2 separate regions of the Homo sapiens genome follow, and region 1 is linked to region 2. The links are chromatin contacts, found by POLR2A ChIA-PET in ENCODE. All regions are on one chromosome and are shown on one strand. The core of a region is the stretch at or near the end of the contact, and the rest is flanking DNA. Distances in the headings are between cores, read along the strand shown.

Region 1 (4,299 bases), core at 1,414-3,913, about 54 Mb before region 2:
GTATAATGCTAGCCTCTAAATTGGTATATATATTCTAAAGAAACTTTTGATGGAATTAAATAATAGATTTTATGTGATATTTTGGAGAGAAATTAATGTCCCTCGAGTTTTGATGTATTTAATTATTTTCTTTTGGAATTTTAAAAAGATACTAATTTTATTACATGTCACTTGTGTTACTAAGCGTATTTTTTTCCTGACATTTTATTTATAAAATGCTCTCCTTTCTACCAGAGTGTACAGCTAATCAACTCTGGATGCTTTTGATATTTCTTACTGTGCCAAGGGCATTGAATGAAGTTCCCTGTAGTGAGAAAAGCGAGCACATGGGACTCGTGACTTTATGTACTCCAACAATAGAGCTTTTATGACATTGGAGGTGGTTAAAAAAGCTAGAAGTAGCTCTTAAACATGGCATCTCTGTGTTGCCTTTTTTTTTTTTTTTTTTTTGTATTCTCAGAGCTGCCAGGAGTGCATCGAGCCTGTAATTTCCTGTTCTCTGAATCCCCCATCTTTCTGCAGCTCCAAGCTTTGTGTCCCACAGCCTGTGACTCTGTGCTAACAAATCGCTATTGTCCAGTGGGGCGAATGGTGGCTGGAACTAAAGAATTGCTGTCTGGTTTCTATTCAAATCCAGGTAGCGAGATATATGAATGGACTTTTCGAATCGTCATGTGAATAACGTCTGCTCGGCATGAAGGCTCAGAGCCATGCTAGGAAGGATTAACTCGTAGGCTGACCACTAACATCCTTTGTGGTACGAGGGAGAAACATTCCCAAGTATCATTTTATTCACACTTAATTTTCTATCCCATACCCCCAAAATAAGGCTAGCTATTTAATTAGTTGGCTGCTTTTCTCTTAATTTTTAGTGTTTCTGTTGATAATGTGTAAGTTTGGGAAAATGCTAAGTAGCTTTTCACTTAGAACACTGTTATTTTCTCTTTAAAGTTTTCTACCTTACATTTATTATAGCATAGTTATCTTTATAGCATAGATGCAGAAAGTAAGAGAGAGCTTGTTTTTTCAAGAAAACAACCCTTTAAAATACTTTCCAACCCATGAAGGGAAAAATCCTCCTTTTTTCCCCCAAGTGCATTCTACTTATTACTTTGCATTTTTCTCCCAAAGTCCAAATTTATGCAAAGAAAATAGAAACAAGTTCAAATGCAATGCATTAACCAAATAAAACAAGTCTGCTTCAAATTAGGAACCAACCTAAGCATTTGTAAAGTGTAGCAGAATCAGAATTCTTTTAAAAATTAGATTTGGAACCTGAACTATATAATTCATAATTCTCATTTTTCTGTGGAAAATTATTTTATCTTTCTCCTGTATACCTGAAAAAATGTCCATAGGCTTAAAGGGTCATGCTTTTACATTCCTTCCATATCACAGGTACTATGAAGTAAGGAGACTTTTAGGTTTCTTTTTGTCTTAAACTCAGACAGCTTTGTAAGCAGTAGTGTGTAGATTACAAGAGTTAGACAAAAGCAGGCGCGACTGAGAAGAGTTGGTGGGGGAGAAGCTTGGGGCACTTCCTGTCACTCAACACATTCCAGATCACTAAAAAATTTCCACACCCTCTGCATTCCCCCTTGCCCACTCCAGTTCCCGGTATTTTCTGATTCCATATGTTGTGGTATTTACCATACTTCTCTCCCTCACTAGGCTCTGGCAAGACTGCTTCAGAGGGGATGCATTCCTTTAGATTGCACAAAGCGGAGCTGGGAAAATGGCTGGCAGTTTCAGAATCTAGTCACGATCGCACGCATGAGCACCTCACACATCCATGTCCCTACCCGCCCCCCCGCTCCCGCCCCTGCAGCTGGCTGACCTGTCTCACCCACTGCTGGCCTATCGAACGGCCAGGACTGTCTGGTTTTGGCTCGTGCCTTTGTCCATGTCTGGCTTAGTTCCTCTCTGTCTATGCTTGCCTCTACCCCCACCGCCCCAGGCGGCACAAGTGTTTGGCCACACAAAACTAGAGATAGAAAAGGTGGTAAAAACTTCAAACTTTTCTAAATTCTCCAACAGTTTATTTCTTGTGAATTTCTTCCTTCTTTAAATACTCCATTTTAAGAAAACAAAAAAATTAATTATCTAAAGGCAAAGAATGGAAAGCAACCTTTGTGTTCCTTATAATAACTGACTTCATAACTCTCTCCAGCTGCGTTATGGGATGTGTATAAAAAGCTTCTGTTCTGAGAACAAAGGAGCACGTGCAGAAATGAGACGAAAAAATCCACTGACAGTATTCCATTACACAAATTACTTAAAAGATTTTAGTCAAGCCCCTCAACAGATTCAATTTTAAAATGGCTTTTAGTTAAAAAAAAAAAATTGAAAGTGCTTACCCAGTAAAAGAACCGAAGTAGTCCTGAACTGTTACGTAAGACTTTTTACAGTTGGATCTTTGTCAAAAGGGGATGGGGGTGATGGGAGAAAGCAGCAACGACAATCAAAAAAGTTCGAGCTGCTGTGGCTAGAGGACAACTTCTGTGTTTCCAGATAGGATTCTTGCTGTAGAAATGGAACTTCCAGCCAGCACAGCATCCTGTCCCAGTAGAGAAATGAGTTTGTCAGTTAAAACAAAAAAAAAATTAGATACTGGAACCCAGGCTAGACGAGGTATTGAACCGCGCCAGATTTCCTTGCAGCCCTGTCTGCTCAGCTCGCATTGAACTATATATGACCCAGATGATGGACAGAAGCACATTTAGTCATGTGCACACTGGAAGAAAGCGGATTTGCTGGTCCCTGGCAGTGCAGGGGTTTGTCTTCTGATTGGGCTGTGCCCTGATCGGTGAAATGTGAAGCCCTCACCATTCAGAGGCCGTAATTCAGGACTGGCAGTTTGAGTGTCTGGCTGCCTCTAGTCACTGAGAGACTTTGAAGGTGTTGCTTTTGTTTGGTGGCATTACCCACCCAGAGGTTGCTTACACCTCTCTACTTGTGTCAGAAGAAATACTAGTCTTTCTGAAATACAAATAGGCAGCCGATTTTTCCTGAATCCTAAATCACCCTATTGTTGATAAACTTGGCTCTAACTGAAACCAATTATTTGATTTGAAAATTTATTGTGATCCTAACCAAGCTTCATATCCAGACCAACCCTTGGTCTTGATTTTATAGGTTTGATAAGGTAAAAATAAAAGTGGCATATTTGACTTTGAAGCCTCTATATGATATAAATTGCTCTTAATGAAAATTGGATAGATGGACAACAGAGAAGTGAAGTTTTAGATTCTGGAGTGTTTGGATGTATGAGGAAGAAGCTTTATGTCTTTTTATCCCCTTTGTGAGACTGTCACTCTTGTCCCAGTCCTAGTCACATTAGGGGTTGCTGGGGGGGGGAAGCTATGAAAGCATGGACCCTACTGAGCTGTGACATAGCCTTTAATCATGCAAGACAGCCACGGTCTGCTCTCTTCAGTCTGTCTGAACTAGGGTCCTTGGGGTTTATTTTCCATCTTTCTGAGCCACTGGGAAACCAGGTCATTATACAGGACTGTCATTTGTGACATTTTTGTTTAGTACATGGCAGTTGCTTTGTTTATTTAATGCAAGTTGACACTTCTTTAAAGTTTCAAAACAGTAAAGTTGTTTTGTGAGACCTTGACTCTGATATATGAAATCTACTCTACATGGACCAATCATTTTTTTCCGTGGACTTTCTTGTCTCTTTAGAAATTAGCTTATAGAGTCCTAAATTGATACTTAAACATACCAATAGTTCTGTTTATTTCTTGCCTTTCTCACAGTTGTTGAAATAATTCCATCTGTCTCTTTTGCTGTAAATTTTGGGTTTGGATGTTTGTACTTGGAATTTTTTAGATGTTGACTATATTATGCAGCACCTTCCATATGAGGACTACCCCAGAATTATTCTCTTGTCTTAACCCGAGAAAAGCTGTTTTGATGCACTATTAGATATAAGAATGTTCGAAAGAAGAGGAGATGAGCACTCTCTTGCTTTTTGTAAGCCACAAGACAATCTTTTTTTTTTCTAAGTTGTGGTAAGGTATATGTAACATAAAATTGACTGTTGTAATAATTTTTAAGTGTATAGTTCTGTGGTGTTAAGTGCATTCACGTTGTTTTGCAGCCTTCACCACCATCCATCCACCACAGAACTCTTCTCCTCTTGCAAAACTGAAATTCTCTACCTACCTGTTAAACACTAACTTGCCATTCTTCCCTCCCCCAGGCCCTGGGGACAACCATCATTCTACTTTCTCTTTGATTTTTTGTTTTTTGTTTTTGGAGACGGAATTTTACTCTTGTTGCCCAAGCTGG
Region 2 (4,678 bases), core at 1,861-4,360:
AGCCATGAGCCAATTAAACCTCATTTCTTTATAAATTACCCAGTCTCAAGTATTTATTTATAGCAGTTTGAGAACAGACTAATACAGAGGTAGAGTTTCTTTAAAATGAGCTTTACCACACAAACCATAACTATTCTCTCACCCACATTTATGTAAGTGCCCAGAAGTATAACACTCTGTTGTCCCACAATCCCCGCCCCATTACAAATATTCAGACCATGTTCCTCCCTTGGCATAAAAGTCAGCAAATAGTCCCTTCCTTTTCTGCCCCTCTAACCCCAGTGTGGGACTAGTGCTAATGATTATTATGACCAGTATGTCAACTGATCACAACTTAACAGAATTGTATACTCAAAGAATCATAGGATTACAAAGAGCCTAATGAGATTTGTCCGATTATGAATTTAATAAAGGTAAAAATTATATGCCCAACTTGAGAGGAAACCCTTATTACTTTTTCCCTCCCCTACCAAAGAAAGTTAACAGAGGTAAGCATCCATTTAGGTCCTTCCTTTTTAAATTTGCATAATAAAAATTTTCAACACAGAGAAGTAGAGAGAGCTGGGCACAGTGACTCACGTCTGTAATCCCAGCACTTTGGGAGACTGAGGTGGGAGGATCCTTTGAGCCCAGGAGTTCAAGACCAGCCTGGGCAACATGGTTGAGACCCCATCTCTGGAAAAAAGAAAAAAATTCGCCAGAATGGTGACACACAACTGTGGTTCCAGCTACTCAGCAGGCTGAGGTGGAAGGACTGCTTGAGCCAGAGAGGTCGTGGTTGCAGTGAGCCATGATCACGCCACTGCACTCCACCTTGGGCAACACGGCGAGACCCTGTCTCAAATAAAGAGAAATAGAAAGAGTAATATCATGAACCCATCACTCCTGTATCTATTGCTCATCTTCAACAATCATCAAGGCCAATTTTATTTCATCTCTAACCTCCCTTCCTGCCCCCATACATTTAACCCCTACCTTGAAACTTTGGGATATATTTTTTTAATTTCAGATATCACAGATATCACGTCATTTCATCTACAAATACCTCATCTGTAATACGTATCTCTTAAAAATAATCTTTTAACATTACTACTATCCAAATTTTTTAAATCCCTTAATTTCATCAAATATCCCTGTACTTATTTCCTTATGTAAACCAAAAATAAAATTCTAAGGCCCCCCCAACCATCCAAATGGACCCCTCCTCCCAGCCAAAGGCATTTCAAAGTTAACCCAAAAAACTAGTTCAGGCCATAATGGAAGAGGGGGTCAAACATGTCCCATTATATCCTCCATCATTAACATCAAAACAGAGCTTAAGTCTGAAAAGAAACATTTACAATCTATTCTCTCTGAAGCCTGCTACTTGGAGGCTTCAGCAGCATGATAAAACCTTGGTTTCCACAACCCTTTATCATAACCCAGATATTCCTATCTATTGACAATAACTCTTTCAACCAATTGCCAATTAGAAAATTCTAAAATCTAGGCTGGGCATGGTGGCTCACACCTGTAATCCCAGCACTTTGGAGCCCCAAGTGGGCAGATCACTTGAGGTCAGGAGTTCAAGACCAGCTTGGCCAACATGGTGAAACCCCATCTCTACTAAAAATATTAAAAAAAAAAAAATCAGCCGGGTGTGGTGGCACATGCCTGTGATCCTAGCTACTCAGGAGGCTGAGGTGGGAGGATTCCTTGAACTCAGGAGGCATAGGTTGCAGTAAGCCAAGATTGTACCACTGCACTCCAGCCTAGGCAACAGAGCGAGACTCCATCTCAAAAATAAATAAAATCTACTTATGACCTGGAAGGCCCCCTACTTTGAGCTGTCCTGCCCTTCCAGATCAAACCAATGTAAATCTTCACAGGTATTGATGGATGTATCGTGTTTCCCTAAATGCATAAAAGCTAGCTGTACCCCGACCACCATGGGCACATGTCCTCAGGACTTCCTGAGGCTGTGTCATGGGCGTGCCCTTAATTTTGGCAAAATAAACTTTGTAAATCAACTGAGACCTGTCTCAGATACTTTTGGGTTCACACCTAAGTATCTCATGTTGTGTTTGTTTTATAGTTGGCTTGTTCAAATCAGGATCCAAACAAGGTCTACACTTGCATTTAGTTGATAAGTCTCTTAAATCTGTTTTAATTTATGGCTTTTGCTTCCATCTGCCATGGCTCCCCACCCACCACACCCTGTACCAGGATTACATTTTGAGACAATCTTTCCAAGCCTTGTGAACACACTGTTTTCTGATTTCAACTGACTCATCTCTCCTGCTAAACTAATAAAAACCTAATAGACCACCTTCTTTTTATTTTAAATTTCTTTTTTTGCTGAGAAAGGGTCTCACCATGTTAGCCAGGCTGGTCTTGAACTCACGGCATCATGCAATCCTCTCTCCTCAGCCTCCCAACACACTGGGATTATAGGCATGAGCCAACATGCCTGGCCTAGACACCCTTCTTTAAGATATAACTTTAAGGGGTATGCTTGGATTTAGGTCCATGTTAAAGTATTAAAATTTATCAATGAAAGATAGTCTGATTATACCTTATACTGGAGGAGATAAGAGTCAATTTCACACAACAGTTGCTATAACACTTTTTTAAAACTCTACTATCAGGGGATGTTTCACAAAAGTCAATAAGTATTTTGTTCCGTTGACGGTGCCTTTGCCATAGCTTTTAAATAATATGAAACCAGAAAATGTTTCAGTGGCAATACACATCAGTTACATCCTGATAATGGTACCCCTTCACCCTAGACCTTCTTAAGGTTACTTTTATATTCTTCTCTCTATGAAGTGGCGTAAAACTAATAGCTTCACAGGAAAAATCTCACTGAGACCTCTTGGCAAGTTTCCCCCAAGCTGAGTCGCATCTGTGGAGAACTGGTGTGAAGTGAAAACACAGGGAATAACAGATATCTGTGAATTTATTTGGGTCAACTTGACGCTATTAACTGCAGGCTTTGATGGAAATGCTGTGAACCCTCCTCCCTAGTCTGGCTTCCTTGCTTAGGACCCAGGAGGAAGCACATTCTCAAGGTCTGTTTACTCTTCCAACCTGGTTCCACTGGGCTTGCACCTCACCCCTGCGCTTAACACCTGAACAGGCAAAGTTTTGCACTGTAAACTTGGAGGTGTGAGTCTCATTATTGCTTTTCCTATGGTGCATGCCTGGGATTTGTCCAGCGCTAGAACAGGCAAGAGTTCAAAGCAGCCTTGATGGCACCTTTTCATGGCTTGAGTCAATTAGCAAGGGATTCCAAGCTGGCCTGGAAGTCCTGGCTGCCAGAAAGTCCCCGGAGCAACAGTTGGAATAAAAATAATAAAAACAACTACAGAGTAATTTGTGAAAATGCCAAGTACAGCACAAACACACTGACCCTTGTAAACCTTGACATGAACTGGGAGAGGTGGGGCCCAGCGTGCCTTCAGGATGGCAGAGGTGGGAGGCTGCTGCCTTCCTGCCAATTCTCCAGCCTTTCCAAATCTTCCTAACACCTAACATCGTCCAACCAAACTCTCCTAACACCGCTCACTCTACCTGACCAGACATCTGGGTCATCCAGTCTTTCATCCAAGCAGGCCCTCTCTCCACACAACTCCTTTCTTCCACAAATGAAAGTGTTGCATGTATAAGGTAAGGCCAGAGCCCGCAACTCTAACAGCCTGTTAAAAACAGCAGCTTCCAAAAGAGGGCCTGCTAAACAGCTCTTCAAGCCTCTAATGACTCCCAGAACCTAAATAAGTCAACATTAAACTTCCAGGCTCTACAATTTAGCCTTTTCTCTTCTCCTTCCTCCCATTAAATGGTTCAGGATATACGCACCACTGTTTACAAAAAAGCAAATACTTCTCTTAAGATAAATGGACTTTCTCTAAGCTCACAGCTGTAAAAGCTACAAAAAGCTACAGAAGTGATTGATAAACCACCACAGCTTAGTTTATATAGACACAATTAAAGCTAAGGACAGCCCAAATCACATTTTGTTACTACTGTGTATATTGAAATAAAGACTGTTTTAGGATTCCTACACTTGACCATATTAGGAAGGTGAGGAAAAAATAATCTAAATTGGAAAGAGAGAAATAAAGGAAGATTTGATTTTATTTCATATACATTTGCAATTTTTTAACTTTATTTTATTATTATTATTATTGAGACAGGGTCTCACTCTGTCATCCAGGCTGGAGTGCAATGGCATGATCTTAGCAGCACTGCAACCTCCGCCTTCCAGGTTCAAGCAATTCTCCTGCCTCAGCCTCCCGAGTAGCTGGGATTACAGGCGTGCCATGCCAGCCTACATTTTCAATTTTTTTTTTTAATCCTCACTGTGGGCCAGGCACGGTGGCTCATGCCTGTAATCCCAGCACTGTAGGAGGCTGAGGCGGGTGAATCACCTGAGGTCAGGAGTTCCATATCAGCCTGACCAATATGGTGAAACCCCATCTCCACTAAAAATACAAAAATTAGCCGGGCGTGGTGGCACATGTCTGTAGTCCCAGCTACTCTGGAGGCTGAGGCAGGAGAATCACTTGAACCTGGGAGGCAGAGGTTGCAGTGAGCTAAGATCGTGTCACTGCACTCCAGCCTGGGCAACAGAGTGAGACTCCATCTCAAAACAAAATAAAAAATAAAAAATCCTCATTGTGGTTCTGCTGGGGGCAGG

Evidence for each region. ChIA-PET counts read pairs that join two places held with the same protein, here RNA polymerase II (POLR2A).
Region 1: POLR2A ChIA-PET joins it to region 2 with 15 read pairs in IMR-90. The contact joins the promoter of MIR181A2HG here to the enhancer-like site in region 2. POLR2A ChIA-PET finds 5 or more read pairs at or near these places in 2 of 52 experiments (GM10248 and IMR-90).

The regions. Positions count from the first base shown.
Region 1 is chr9:124,656,800-124,661,098 of GRCh38, reverse strand. MIR181A2HG (MIR181A2 host gene) reads right to left here and starts at 2,663. Exons shown (of 2, transcript NR_038975.1): 1 at 2,358-2,663. All of the region lies in intron 2 of NR6A1 (nuclear receptor subfamily 6 group A member 1), which reads left to right. RefSeq lists enhancers at 1,626-1,675, 2,497-2,616.
Region 2 is chr9:70,454,928-70,459,605 of GRCh38, reverse strand. The region is part of intron 1 of KLF9-DT (KLF9 divergent transcript); the gene reads right to left. Among named protein-coding and RNA genes, the nearest start is that of KLF9, 43 kb to the right of the region's middle. Within about 2 kb of position 3,110, at least 2 of the 41 ENCODE cell types and tissues checked have a DNase peak (open chromatin) inside an H3K27ac peak, as active enhancers do.